Linked DNA regions of Homo sapiens: region 2 is linked to region 1. Evidence: chromatin loops called from intact Hi-C (ENCODE). Cell type or tissue: endothelial cell of umbilical vein. All regions are shown on one strand.

What was found. A loop is a pair of places that touch in the nucleus more often than their neighbours do. Peaks named below come from ENCODE experiments on the same cell type or tissue, not always from the same donor. Only the 100,000 strongest peaks of a DNase experiment are listed, where the experiment ranks them.
Region 2: it touches region 1 in a loop (6-fold over the local background); 2 of 110 quality-filtered maps call a loop at or near these places.

Annotation. Positions count from the first base shown.
Region 1 is chr13:77,894,058-77,902,057 of GRCh38, forward strand. EDNRB (endothelin receptor type B) reads right to left here. Exons shown (of 7, transcript NM_001122659.3): 4 at 7,001-7,150; 5 at 6,464-6,597; 6 at 5,802-5,910; 7 at 1,430-4,277. The coding sequence ends at 4,143. All of the region lies in intron 6 of EDNRB-AS1 (EDNRB antisense RNA 1), which reads left to right. Among named protein-coding and RNA genes, the nearest start is that of EDNRB, 21 kb to the right of the region's middle. In endothelial cell of umbilical vein, no CTCF peak of the experiment used is centred here; a DNase peak (open chromatin) is centred at 4,214; H3K27ac peaks cover 2,716 bases.
Region 2 is chr13:78,027,493-78,035,492 of GRCh38, forward strand. It overlaps LINC00446 (long intergenic non-protein coding RNA 446), which reads left to right. Exons shown (of 6, transcript NR_047028.1): 3 at 2,430-2,588; 4 at 4,371-4,492. Among named protein-coding and RNA genes, the nearest start is that of LINC00446, 19 kb to the left of the region's middle. In endothelial cell of umbilical vein, no CTCF peak of the experiment used is centred here; DNase peaks (open chromatin) are centred at 4,819 and 6,389; H3K27ac peaks cover 1,436 bases.

The DNA of each region.
Region 1 (8,000 bases):
CATTAAACCCTTCTTAGCTTAGCAAACTTCCTTTAAGGCTCAACTTGAGTACCATCTTCTTGGATGAGTTCTCCTAAACTCCGGGATTCTTACTATGCACATATCTATATTTGGGTACCTAAAATGTATTAACTGCCTTTATTTGTTTATGTGTCTGTGTTCTCTATTAGATTGTGAGTTTCCAGAGGGCAGTAGCTATGCCTTTTGCATTTTTGTATACTTATACATTGGTGGTATTTTATATAGTACATATACTAACATGTATTGATTGGATGTAAGAATTAGTAAATATATTAATATTTATATTTTATAGATAATTAAACTGAAGCTCTGATATGTTAACTGACTTGTTTGAGGTCAACTAAATTGCAGACACAATCAAGGATATCACACTTTTTGGACTTTCGTTGTTTTTCTGATCATACATACTTCCTTTCTAACATGATAGGGTTATTCCCTCTGCTCAAGTGAGTCTTGAATCCGGGAAGTGTTCAACAGGACTTCTAAATTTGATTATACTTATTCAATCTTTTGATTTTTAAATGTGTGTCATTTCAAAGGCTGACTAATAATGTTTGCTAGTCAGTCAGTCATGCCAGAGTCACTGCTTTCTATAAGCTTGGCCTGTACAATTTTTGAATTTCTGGACCTCTACATCTTTGAGCTGCACATCTCTTGGTTTTCTTCGGCTTATGTAAATTATATTTTTTCTGCATACTTTTACTATAATAAATTGTGATGGCATTATTATTATTATTGCTTAACAACTAACTGTTCAAGAAAACAAAGGCTCTTTTTGGCAACTGCTCTACGAGAGTATTTCCTATGTTATCCTTTTCTGTACTTCTCATATGGCCCTTGGGATTCAGAACACTTGTATTTTGAAGTGCCAGCTAAAATTAGGCAGCTGAAATCCAGGAAAGGTCAGGGGTAAATGATAGCAACCTCTGGAATACTCGGCTGGGTTTGACCTTACTGTCTGGGAAAAAAGCAATTGCTAATTCTGGATTATTTTTGTTGGGTGAAGAAAGGGATTACATGCTGAGAGACACAGACAGGTGAACTTCTGCAGCAATCAGTATGCAGTTATTTAGTGCTCATTTCATTTTGCCTCATATTAAAGTTTATCATCACTGTCTCTTATCAAGTAGGGACCTTGCATTTTGTGAATTTCATCTCATCTTTCACATAGAAAACACTCAAAAAAAGCTTGTGAAATGCAATGAGCAATCCCTAAACCTCATTTCAAACTTTCACCTTTGCTAAGGTACAATAATGATGAAACAATGAAGTGCTCCAAAGGCAGGGAACCAAAGAAAGGAAGACCAAAGAGGCCATTGGAAACTATTACCCGGAAAATCAACCTTGGGAAGTTGCATGTCTGTATATCTGTTTCTTCACAACAATGAAACACACAGTCCAGCCCAGAGACCAGAAATGTGGCATTTTAATTGAATAACTTCATACTTGCTTGATAATTGTATATTTAACATAAATAATGTCCACTTGTCACATTTATATTTCTTTTAAACAATCAATTAGTATTTAATGAATTAGTGTCTGTACAGTGAAAAATAAGGTAGTTGTTAAAAAAACTTAAATTTTTATTGGTTTTGCTTACATAATAAAAAATCAGTAACTATAGCCACTTTAGGCAACCAAAAAATCCTCCCAGATATATAATTTTTTACATTGTTATATTACACTTTTATAAAGTTAGCTACAGCATACCCATGTTTTGCTATAAACTGTATTCCTTTGGCCATATGTAAGCTATCAATACTAAAAGGTGTTTGAACATACATCCACATTAGCAGTGGATAATAAGGGAGAAAATAGGTTAAAATCTTTTATAAATCTTTTGAGCTGTAACATCCATGTTAACAATAATTTTGTCTGTTGCTATATTAAAGTCCTTAATACTAGGAAACATGTTTTGAAGTTGAACGATAGCACCTTTTTCTATCTTGGTTTTGAGTATGTAAAGAAATTATAATTGTTTCTTACTTATCAGTATGTTAAAGTTTTGAATCAAACATTTTTTTAAAAAGCCACTGAATGCAATTTTATTATAAATAATGCAAGTATGCTTTTTGTGTGTAGTTTCAAAATTTGGCAAGATAATTAGAGAACATGATACTGACATGGAGAAGGAAAAGGTATCAGGATGTAAAAATTCAGTACATGGTAATAAAAATAATCTAAAATTTAAATAGAAATTAAATATATTAATAAACTGTGAAAATATTAGTGATTCAAAATTAATTTAAAATTGAGAGTCTAAAATGACTTCTATGATAACAGGCCTCTGAAAAAGTGATTGGGATGAAATTAAAGAACAAGTTTGTGGGTGATTTATAAATAGAATCCATATGGTGTGTGAATTAATTATTATTGCTCTTTCTTTCTGGCCACATTGTTGGGTTTTGGTTTACTGTACCATCACATTCAATATTGACAGAAAACAACATTACTAGCTTATTTCCAACATGTGGCCCAGCCTATTAAAAGAAAAACAAAGTAAAAATTTGGGCATATTTTAAGACCGAGTTAAAGCTCTTGGGCCCAATTTATTTCGAAAGTCACTCTGAGAACATTGCACTGTGTTTTGCTGGAACAAAATCAGGACCTTTTGCATTGATGTGACGAGGCAATGACGAACGTTAGGCTAAGAATGGGAATCTGTCCCCATGGGTTTCCTCCAACCCCACCTCATTTCCTCTCTCTTCCGTTTTCTCTTGTACATACTTTCACACACATCTCATCCCAAGCTATCCTAAGGCACTTTGCTTAGAAGATATAAAAATTAGGCAGGAACGCACAAAGCTAAGAGGTTCTTACGGTCTCAAAAAGCAGTTTTGCCTCTAGATGAAAGAAAAGCACCATGTCAAGCAAACTTTTCTATTGGCTATTTACAAAAATAATACAAAAATTAGTAATAAGCTTTACAGGTAGCTGTTAAATGTACTAATCTGTATGATTTTGAAAAATAGTATTTTAACTATAGCATTATACATATGCTAGAAACCATTTTAACCACAGCATGGGTGAGAGAGGGTGCTACCTGCCCCTTTGTCATGTGGACACTGCACCAGGCAGTTCACAGTCTTTATTATGAGGTCACTGGCATCTCTCCATCGTAAAGCTATGAGCACAGGGCCTGCCCTCATTTAATCATCTACATGCAGTGTATGTAGGTAAGTATTTACAGATGACAAAACCAAACAGAGTTTAAGCTACGATAGTGAAAGAAGAAGATTTTAATAATCCTGAAAAAATTGTAGATAGTATTGTCTTCACAGGGTATGTGAATGACAGATTCAAAAAAGTCTTTTGGGATAGCCTTTCAAACATTCTATTTCTCTTTGTGAGGTTTGATCTTAACTGAATGTAAAGGATGTAATAATTTTCTTTTTAAAAGTATTATATTTTAAATTCAGCTGGCACATGTGCCAGTCTGTTACATGCTGCTTGTTTGTGACATGTTGGTTACATATTGCAGAATGCTGAGGTTTGGGCTTCTAGTGAAAGTGTAATGATTTTCAAAAACAGCCTTGCTCTTTCTGTTACTCCCTCCTGATCATTTAAATGTTTCCAGTGTCCGAAAAATGCAACAACTAAACTGCTCTCTCATTTGCATCTAATTACAATCTGATAATAGTGTGATAATATTAATTGAAAAGTTGTTTTAAAGGATTTTAAAATTTTAAATTGAGTAATTTAAGCTTCATTTAAAAGTTCTGTTTTACAGTGACTTATTCTTCCTTTATATCAGAGTCCCATTGATTTAAAAATAAATCTCTTTTTAGAAAGAATAGAAATTCTGAGTGAGCTCATTTTTAAGCCTAAGTGTTGTGTGAATATCCTGGAAGTTGTTAAGAGCTATGTTGAAGTGCTAACTGTAAAAAATTAAGTGCTTTCACGACGAGGCTTTCTTAATTCCCACTGATTTTCTTTCCATGCCGTAAACAGCTCATAAAATGTCATATGTAGCTGTGAGTGTTAAAATAATTACACTTAATATTTTAATAGTGTGCTGTGCAAATACATAGTTTTTTGTTTTGTTTTGGCAAATGTTTCATTTTGTTTTAATGACTTCGGTCCAATATAAAGAAAATGAAATACAGTGAATAGTTCTTCTTTCAAGATGAGCTGTATTTATTACTGGAACGGAAGTTGTCATATCCGTGATCATTAGCTTTGAACTTTAAGCACGACTGCTTTTCCTCCAAGGACTGTTTTTCTTCAAATGACTGGCACCAGCAGCATAAGCATGACTGTACAAAACAAAGTAACTCATTATATGTTAACATCAGTCACCTTTCCCAACTCTTCCTCCTCTCCAGGGTTCTGACTTTCTTTGTATGATTAGGAGTTCTTGGGCCCTTTCTTTCAGTGCTCTTTTATTTTCCCTCTTAAAAGAATATAATCACAGTAGTAGCATATGATAATTTTTTAACTAAAAAAATGCAGAGAAGAAAAAAACCTACATAGTTAAAATTTCTCAACAAGAGAAAGCCACTTTTAATTGATATTTACTCTTGGTTATTTGATAATATTTGATAAACATATAATTCAAGACTTTTCCCCATGAAAACAGAAATATTTGCACATACATGAAATAAATAAATTATACACATGTATATGTGCATGTGCTGGAGAATGTGAGTATAATTATTTTACTGAGACTGTACTGTATGTATACTCCATAACCTTGTAGATACTTTCACAAACACCTCATCCCAAGTTATTCTAAGCCACTTTGCTGAGAAGATTTAACCTGCTTTTTCTCACTTGACAGTGACATAAATATCTTCTCATGTCAATGAATTTAATACTGCTTTCCTATTTTTTCAGCCATGTATTCTCATATCTCTTTTCAATATTGGTAAACAATAAGGTTATATAGTACAAAAGCATCTCAGTTTTCTTCAATTTTTTTCTTGAAGTTTTTTTAAATATAAAAATTTTTTCATTCTGCTTGTCTTCTGTTCATTCTATTTGTAAAAGAAAATGAGAAGTCCACTGTTTTATGTCTTATAAAATGAGGGTGTTGATCCTGATGGAAGTTCTCTTCCAACTCTAAAATTTGAGTTATGAGTGGGCGAAGAATGTTATAGGCTGCCTTAGTGTTTACGCGGGAGCTACGTTCTTAGCTTTCCAGTAGTGAAATACCATGGACAAATGGATGATTTTCACATTAGGGGAGGGGATATTTTATTTCATGTTAGATTGTTGAAGGAGTGAATGAATAGAAGGATGATAAAATGCAAGCAGCTGAAGAAGGAATTATATGTATTTCACATTGAACAGCACATCACTGTTATACAAAAAAGGAAGAAAGAGGTAAAACCTAAACTATTTTTTTTTTGTTTACCTTGCTATTCTCACAGTCCATGTGAAAAAGGAACTAATTTAGTTATAATAATAATTGCAGCTGCGAAGTTCAGAATCTACCAAAAACAGGGAACAGGGCCTTTAATTCATGTTTAGCCCTTATTTTATTATGTGATGCCTATCAGACATCAATGCATGTAATTTTTATTACTTTTTGGTCAACAATTCCATGAGTGTAACTGATTGGCTGAGGCAGTAGGGAGTGGCTGACTAGGATTTATAGGAAAAAACAATTATAGTGATTTACAAGCAAAAGTTGTATTTAAAAAAATCATCCATGATGTAATAAAAGGGAAACTATAAGATAATTTACTAAATCTGTCTGGATAGATATATTAGCAGTTTTGAAAGCTTATATTTGAGCCATATTACAAAGAGCTTTTTATTTTGGGATAGTCTCTTACCTTAAAGCAGTTTTTGAATCTTTTGCTCACCAAATACAGAGCAATTGGGTTAATGCAGGAATTCAGTGAAGCCATGTTGATACCAATATAGTCCAATACCAACAGAAAGCTGCAACAAAATAACCCAAAATGTGTCTGAAAAATATGCTATTCTGAACATGTAGTCATTGTAGCTTCTGTGCTTTTGTAAGGAAAAAAAATGCCAATATACAATGGTTCTAAATTTATCACTCGTCTTTGCTAACAATGATTCTCTGCCTGTCTCTGTCTGTGTCCCCCTCTAACTCTAGCATTTCTACTGACTTTCCTCCATTTCCCCTTCCCAGGCCCAATTCTTCTCTTTTAAAATAAAATCTCATTTGGAAGTACTGAAGCTGGCTGAAAAGAAGAAATTTAGAAAACGCGTTGGAGAATCGGACCTGACATTTTCCGCCTTGGCACTCACTCATCATCTTGACAACTCTGACTCTCTGTACCCAGTGTTCTTCATACCCCCCCTTCCCTGTCCCTCTCAACAGGACCTCAGATAAAAATTGGGAGTCTCCATGACTTCCTAAGGGTTAGAAAAATGGTAGTCTGTCTTTCTGCCTATAAAAAAGATCGATGGAAACACTTCTGAGTGGCATTTATTTACAAAACCATTTCTAGTTTGCCTTTCTTACCTCAAAAGTTCACATCTATTGGGATCATTCTGATTATAAAGAGTGAGCTTCAGAATCCTGCTGAGGTGAAGGGGAAGCCAGCAGAGGGCAAAGACAAGGACCAGGCAAAAGACGGTTTTGGCCACTTCCCGTCTCTGAAATAAATCCATAGTTTGACCCTTAAAAGATGGCTCATTTTACTCATAGCATTCTATCTTCTAAAACGACATTTAATATTGTCTACAAAAAGTCAGTGGCATATGTAAAAACTCAGGACACTGAGCTTTATATGGAATAGTTAATGTGAAGTGGAACCGAAGTGACTAGAGATTCATCTTTAAAAAGTTCTGATTCTCCCTAGATCCTTTTAGATTATATAGAATATCTCCAAATAAATAATATAAAAATATTCTTTATCTATTTAAAACTACCAGAAACAAGAAAAAGGAAATATGCTCTGGTATATAATAATGTTAGTTTATCATCATCATCATCATAATTTTCATATTCATAATTATAAATTCAACCACGAGTTATCAAATATTTGTATTTTCTTACCTGCTTTAGGTGATCATTTAAAGCAATCTGCATGCCACTTTTCTTTCTCAACATTTCACAGGTCATTAGTGTATAAAAAAATGCAGTGATGGCCAATGGCAAGCAGAAATAGAAACTGAATAGCCACCAATCTTTTGCTGTCTTGTAAAACTATAGGGATGAGAGAATTTTTACGATTAATACTCCTCTGTAAGAAAATCTTATATAACAAATGTTAAACTTAAAAAAATTCATCAGGGAATGATTATCTTCTAAATTAGATCCAGTTTGTATATATCATACAGAATCTTTCAGGCCACACTTACTGAACAAATAAATAGTCATGTTAAATAAAACAAATTTTCCCAAAAATATTTCAGTTCTCTAAGACAATGTGTTATAAGCATGCACAAAAACTTAAGTAGTTAGGCAAAATTTGAAATATTTGGTAATTCAATGCTTTGTCTTCACATAAGAAACTTATCCTTAGAGTATTTTTTGTGTGAAATATAACACCTAAATATGTAAAGATAACTTAGTGTTTAGATGAAGTTCTCATTTTTTAGCAAGTTTGTTTAATGGGAACAACAGATACGAAAAGGTCTAGGTTAACCATTTAGCTCAGTAACATATAAATCTAACCTCGCAAAAAGACAAAATCTGCTTTTGACTTATGTCGTATCTCTTATTCTTTTTCTTCTCTGTTATCTTTTTCATATTGCTTTAGATATATCTGTGTTGGAGAGGAAATTATGTAACCTAGGCAGCACTTTTTTTTTCTTTTTACTAATAGGAAACAAGGAAATAGCAATTTCATTTTCAATTTCACATTATGTCCTTGATTCTTTTACTTATCATGATATATACAGTTCATAAAGTTTTATTTAGTCTCCTTATATATTCAATAGAAAATAATCATTGGGAATAGTTAAGCCAGCCCCCTTTGCATTAATGTCTCTTAACTCATTCTGTTGGGAAGAGCCTTTTACACTCAGGATCTATCTTCTGGAAACGAGTATCA
Region 2 (8,000 bases), 130 kb after region 1:
TCATCTGCTAGCCATAGGCAGAGGATTCTTAGGCTCTAGCCTGAGTTCCAAAATAACCCCATGGAAGATGGTAGGCTGACCAGGAACACATACATTGGACAATAACAAAGGGTCAAGTAAATTTGATTGTGTTAAACTAAGAGATGTGCGTGTGTGTGTGTGTGTGTGTGTGTGTAAAGTATAAAATGTAATCATTCTGAACAATTGCTTATAATCTTTATAATCTGGACATTTCATACATCTGATTAAAATCCTCTTATCAGGCATCAAGATGTCACTAGTATATTAAACCCGTGTTATAAACAGAAAGTGTAATGAAAGTCATATTCAGTTTTGCTTTTTATTTTGAAAAAATGAAGCAGATCTTTAGTTGCAGTGTGTAGACCATTGCTTGTATGTATTCTTTTATCATTAAAAAACATAACCAGATAATTATTTTAGCTCTAGTAAAGAATTTCTGCTTCCATAATTTATCTGTTGTTGATGTCATAACACATAAATTTCAATCTTCTTTAATAAATATTTGGTCCCCCAAACAAAAATAATATAATAAAAAATTCAACAAAAATTTGTAGTGAACAAGTAATGCTTCCTTCTTAATTAATTTTTAAAAAATCAATAAGCATGCATTGCTTAAATGGAAAAAGTCAAGAATTTTCTTTAACTGTATTGAAAGGTCCAAAAGTTATAAAATAAGCCCTGTAATTAATCTTTATTAATGAATGAATATAAAACAAAATAGTTTGTGTTTTCTTTACTAAAGGCCACTTCTTTACCATATACCACTCAGAAATATGAAATGATATAAGAAACTTTTCAGAGAACTCATAAGACTACATATTAATGTGAAAGAAGTTTAAGAATCAGAAAAATTGAAGTGGGATAGTCTGATAAATTCAAATATATTTTCTTATATAAGAATGTCAATGGATAAAAGCCGATAATAACAATGTTTTACTGTTACTTAATTTGCCTTTGAGTTTTATGTCCTGATTCATTATAGCCTTGTCTGGAAGGGGAGGTATTGCTTTCACATGGTTTGAAAACTAAATTCTTTGTGATGTAGAGGGTAAAACAGGCAAGTAACAACTAAAGTAGCAATTATAATGCAGTATGATGTAGCCCACTATAGAGAGCAAAAACAATGATAAGGAAGCATGTAATGGAAGAAGCAAGTAACCCAGACTGAGAGGTCAGAAACTACGTTTGTATTAAAGCCCAGGTGCTGATGAAAAGGTGGCCACGTGCAGAGTCAAGGAAGGAGTTTTCTAGGATGTTTCAACGTGGAACATCCAAGCTACAATGCATGAAGACTAAAGCAATTCCATCTTGGATGCAAATCTGCCATGTTGACTTCTGATTAACCTTGATTCTGAGAATGCCTCTCAGATTTCTACTTCATCTACTGTCACTGTAAATTCTGCCCTGAGGTCAAAACAACCTTGACCATACATCCTGACCTTTGGCAGATTCACATAGCATTCTTGCCTTTCATTGAGGGGTCCAGTTCAATTGTCCTACACATTCCTTCCCTATGGTTTATAAGCCCTGAGCATATGAGGTAACAGTGAGAGGATCCACCATCTTGTCTCATGGTCAACTGAGATGCAGACATGGCTTCTGTTCACATGTCCCTATTAAATATTTCTTTCTAAGAAACTGTATCTGTCAGCCCTTTTCTTCAGTGTCTCAGCATCCTAGGCTGTTGGAGGTAGGTTTGTGTAGACCTTCTCACCGCTGGAACAAGGTGTGAACAGGATGTTAGTTCACACAGCCTTATAAGTCATTTGAAGAGCTTTGAGCTTCATCTTAGGAGCACTGGAAAGCTAATAAAGGGTTTTAAGCAGGATAGAGACACAGTATTGTGCTGCAGGATGTTTACTTGTGTAACAGAGTCGGGAAAGAAGAGATGGGCTGTCAGGTTACCAGTGTTGGAACGAATCCAGGGAAGAGATTATGGTGGCCAAACTAGGGTAGTGGCCATGGGTGTGAAAGAAGCAGATTCAAGAGACACATAAGGGTGTCCATTGGATTTAGTGACTTTAGAGAGGAGAGGCAGGAGGTGAGGGCTTCTTTTACTTTCTAATCACTTTTTGAGTGGGTTTCTACTTAACTTTTGAGGTCAGGTTACTAGCCCCTCGTGTGATCTCAAATTGAGGATTTTAGTCCTATCTCAGACCCAAATGAGAAGCAAAAAGCCATCAAAGCCTCTCAATGTGGTCTAACATCTAATCTCTCCCCTTCAACCCAGGAGCCAGGAGACCATCCCAAGTTTGTATTTCAAATAGTTCTATTTTCTACAGTCAATGCTTGTTCCTCATTCCTGCTATGTACCAGAAACTTAGGAGTTACTCATAATTTGAGATGGTGGGTTTTGATGTATTCTGACACATGAAGGTTTTGTGCTATTTTTTCCCTGCTCCCTTCAGATTTACTCTGTGGCCCTCCGAGACTTCGTGTAACAGCAACTGCATTTTAATGCAATGGCAGCTATGGAAAACACAAAACTATCAGTCATTGTCAAATACTCCATAAATGGAGACAGAGAAGGGGTTCAGTTCTCTGTGTAACAAGGACAGAGGAGAAAGGTCAGTGATATATCATGTGGTATAGGATTTTCCCTTAAGCAATCTTCCGCTAAGACTTGCTCACAGTGTGGAAGCTTTTGTCTGCCCAGAGACTGAATTCTAAAACCACTCCTCAACTTAAAGTTCCAAATATTCAACGCTCTGTATAGCATTGGAGAAAGTGTAGAAGACGCTGCAAATGCATTTAGGGAAAAAATTAATTTTTGCCATTCGTGAAGTCCAGGAACTAATATTAACAGTTGTTTAACTTATGAAAAATTAATTAGATGACTTATAAATTATGTATGTGGGAAAAAGAAAATCTGTCAGTGGGTGGTTTGAGGATTCAGAAGAGCACTTAAGTTGATAACAAAAGGTATTTTGTGCAGCAGGTCACATTGGGGTAGGCTTTTATTCTTCTTTTGTGCCTGAAAATGGTGAATACAGAATTGTTCTTATGTAACTCCCTGGTAGTGAGGGAACTAGTCATTCCCATAACACATTTATCATTATGTGTGTGTCTGCTATTTAGAAGTATAGAAGAGAGTAGACAAAAATTTAATGAGAAAGTCAGAGAACTGAAAAGTCGCTAGAACAGCTAGAATATCTGAATGCTGAACCCGTCTGCCTAGCAACATGGCACAACCTCATAATGAGCCCTTCTCCCAGATCTCTTGAGAAAAGAATAAACACAGCAACCCTGGAAGTCAAACTCATACATGTGATATAGAAATTAAACAACAGATCTAATTCTGAAACAAGTTTAGATTTATCTGTATTTTAAAAAATATTGTAGAGCAATGAAATATATTTTCTTAATCTGACTTTTAAAGGAATATTTAATTTATGGTACTTTTTTCTGGTTAATTTTATCTTTTCCATACCAAGTAATATAGGCAGTTGCAACATCCATGAAGAGTTGTTAATTGGAGCACAAGGTACTAGAAATGTTCAATCTCACTTTGAAAGACACATTACAAATATGAATATCAATTAATATGCCTTTAAAAAAGTTATATAAATCTATTTTTGGGAAAATGTTTATTTTGAATAATTAAAAACAAAGGTGATTTGAACTCAAAATAATTTATTCTAGTTTAAATTTTATAATGAAAAGAAAAATAACGATGATTTAGGAAACAGCTATTCTGAGTTAACCATATATTTATCTTCACTTTCAACCTTTGTAGGCATAATTGGAGTCTCTAGTATAAATCAAATAACAATCTTCAATTAATATATCATAGATGATTAAGCATTGTATGAAAGAAATCAAATTCTGATACTCTCTGATTTTCTACAGCTGTTTCCCTTTTACTCTTTTCCTTAAGCTTCTTAAAGAAGAGATATGTTGTTTTCTGTATTTAAAAAAAATAGTGCAATTAACACTAAGCAGCAGTGTCTCAAATAAATAGGAAGACATTGATAAATTTGGCCAGAATTACAAAGACTTCTAAAAGAAAAGTATTAATATACCTATAGGATGGTCTAAAATTCAGAGAATACTTTTCTCCACATACTGAATAATCAGGTAGTCATTTATAATTCCAGGTGGGTGTGGCTTCCTTCATTTTAGGGAAGACTGACTAAGGGCTTCACTGTAGTATTGTAGTATTCCACTGGTTTTCAAGGTAATATTACCCTTGAGATTTTATCTTATACTTAGGATTCTACAGAAAAAAAATTATGCGTGAAAATGTTAACTGCAACTTTATGGTCAACTCTAAGGTCCTCTTTTAATCCACAGATGCCCAAATACTAACTTAAAACTGAGTGAATGAAACATGTCTCATTATATTCTAGGCATCTGCAGTGTCAAATCTACAGAGACAAGTGCACCTGGAGACAAATGACCAGACTACCATAAAACAGAAGCTTAATTATGTTCACTTACATTTTCAAATTATTCCCAACAAATTACCCTGGTAGGTGACACATCCATCAAGCCAAGACTCTAATTTCACATTCACAGTAATATGTTTCTGTAAACTACTGTAATAAGGTTTTAACTAAATTTTCCCCTTGACCTTACTGTGCTGAAATATTGCAGGCTGTGTGTTTTCCAGTTTCTCCAATTAATTTCTGACCTTGGTGCTGCCTGGGCACAATGAGGCAAGTGAAGGGTGGAGATCAGATTTAATTTTGAATTTCCTGACTGCTGCTGGTCTGTATCTCAACTTGAACATTACTTAAACATGTTATTTTTGGTCAATGACTTTTTTATGCAGCACACTGGGCAGATATAATTAAGCAGGCTAAGTTTTGTTCTCAGCTGTCCTCTAAGTTCTTGCATGGGAACTTGGAGTCTCAACAGGAAACACCTGTATGGTGGTTGTATACCAAGCATTCCCAGAGAATTAATATATAACATTGTTCCTGAGCTTCTCAAGCTATTCCCCAAATAGAAATGCCCAGCTGTATTTGAAGGCTGTATTTTCAATTACTAGTGAAAATGCAAGCTTTTAACTTAAAAGTAAACTTTATTATAAAGATCTATTTGGCTTAGCTATATTAAGGGTCAGCCTCATCATTCGTTTATTTCGTCATTCAATATTAGACTTTTTAAAATTCAAACAACCTTTATTGAATGCCTACACTATGTAAGGACTGTGAAAGTATAAGAGAAATCAGACTTAGGCCAGGCGCGGTGGCTCACGCCTGTAATCCCAGCACTTTGGGAGGCCAAGGCAGGTGGATCACCTGAGGTCAGGAGTTCCAGACCAGCCTGGAACTGGTCTGGAAACCATAGTGAAACCCCATCTCTACTAAAAATACAAAATTTAGCTGGGCATGGTGGTGGGTGCCTGTAATCCCAGCTACTTGAGCGACTGAGGCAGGAGAATCGCTTGAACCTAGGAGGCGGAGGTTGCAGTGAGCCGAGATCATATCACTGCCTGGCCTGGGTGATAGAGCAAGATTTTGTCTCAAAAAAAAAAAAAAAAAAAAGGAAAAAAATATGTGTATATATATGTATACATGTATTTGGTGGTGTTCTTGCTGTTGTTGTTGGTTCTGTCTCTCCGGTGGGCCCTGTCTAATACATTGGGGGCCTTTGTCAGTTTCAGCCCCAGCTAAGGATGGGAAAATAGGTTCCTCCCAAGAACTTGCAGTTACAATCTTCTCTCATTCAGCTATAGAATTTGAATTTACTACAACAGAGATGTCCAGATGACATCTAGTTAAGAAATTGAAGTTATCAGGGATCTGTTCTGCCTCCATGGAATATAACAGAAGCAAGCCCAATTCTAGTCAATGATGATACATGTTCCCCCAGACCTCACAGTATCCCTACAGATAAAGCATCAACTCAATAAAAAATTAGGATTTGTATTCAAAACATACACATAACTACTAAAATTCAATAATAATTTTAAAAAACTATATAAGTTGAAAAATTGGCAAAAAAAAATCTGAATAGACACCTCGCCAAAGAAGATATACCGATGGCAAAGAAGCTATTAAGATATGATGAATATTATGTCATTAAGGAATTGCAAAGTAAAACAATGATGCAACACCACTACATGCATATTATAATGGTGAAAATCCAAACACTGCTAACATCAAATGCTGATGAAGATGTGGCACAAGAGAAACTGTCATTCATTGCTGGCGGGAATACAAAATGGTACAGCCACCTTGGAAGACAGCTTGTCGGTTTCTTACAAAACTAAATATAGTCTTAGTGTAAGATCCAGCAATCACATTTCTAGGTATTTAGCCAAATAAGTTGAAAACTTATATTCATACAAAAATATGCACATAAATATTTACAGAAGCTTTATTCATAATTGCCAAAGCTTGGAAGGAAGCAAGATATCCTGCAATACGTGAATAGATAAACAAACTGCAGTATATCCATATCTTACTGAGTAATTACCACTCATGGGTTTCAAGTTACTTAGTGATAAGAAGATGTGATCTGGCTGGGTGCCATGGCTCACACCTGTAATCCCAGAACTTTGGGAGGCCAAGGCAGAAGGATCGCCTGAGCCCCAAAAAAACTTGTAGATAAATGTGCATAGTAGCTTTATTTAAAATATTTAAAAATTGGAAACAATCCAAATATCCATCAACAGGTGAATGGAGGAGCAAATTATGTTAAAATAAAATACTACTCACCAACAAAATGAATAAACAATTGATACATGGTACAGTATGAGTGAATCTAAAATAATTATGCCAAGTAGGGGAAGCCAGACAAAAAAGAAAATGTGCTGTATGATTTTATTAATATAAACATATTGGTTAACATGAGGGCTCATTTATGTCATCATAGGCTTTATGAAAAAACATCAACAGCAAGAAAAATAATTATAGAATGTCAAAATTGGAGAGTAAGAAATAAGATGGAATAAAAATACTATAAATAAAAGAAATGAATATAAATTAAGATCAGCATGGTTGAGTATTTTTTTCCAGTAATGTTTAGGGCATTGTTATACATGGAGTAGGCAAAGAGTTGGATCTAACTAAGTTTGGAGTTTGGTGAGGAGAGTATGTCTAAGAGCAAAGCAGCAAGTGACTGAGGATATATAATAGGAAGTTATAAGCAGAGTTGAAGGAATATAAGCTGAAAGCAGGAAAGAAAAATTTTGAATGGAATTAGGGTCAAAGACAAAGTAGAAAATTCCAGTATAGCCAAAGAATTATTGGAATTTGAGTACTAGAGACAGTGAGCTAGAAAATAGGAAGCATTACAATTAGTCAAAAAGTAGGATGATTACACCTGAGATAATAGAAGGGGTACAGTTATTGGAAACATCAATATTTAGGATATTAGCCTGAGAGTGGGTAGCTAATGTGGGATAGAGGGCAAGATCATTGGAGTAGAGAAGTCAAGGAACTGAGAGGCCAAGATGTTGGAAGAACAGTCCACATAGATACTGAAATTGCTAAGAACGATGACAATCACATAGGATAGAGTGACAGTACTCTGCTAAAAGAAACTTTTAACAAATGACAGGAATAGCCCAGGGAAATGCACAGAGGCAAATCTTAGGATAGAAAGAGCTTCAAAAATGAGGCTTTTTTAGGGAGTAAGGAAGGTAAGCATTTGGAAATGGTAATTATCAGTAATAACGTCTCCTCATCACCAGATTTAAGACGAGGTGACTGTGGGAGGAAAAAATGCTCCATTTGAGAGAGCTGCCAGGGAAAGAATTTCAGGGGAGAGACAGGTTTCCCTCAGATAAGGAAAGTGAAGGGAACACTCACAGGACAGTTTGAGCATATAGAGAATTTCGTTGGTTACAGATGTGAGTACCAAGAAATATTGACAAAATTGTTTAGGAAGAAATCTTGTTTATGTGTGGACTATGAATAGATTTTGTTCTGTAAACTGTGTACTTAGGCAGATGTTTATGCGTAGATGGTTGTTGTGGTTGGCTTCCCATTCAATAAAGACAGCCTCTTTATGCTCAATATTATCAT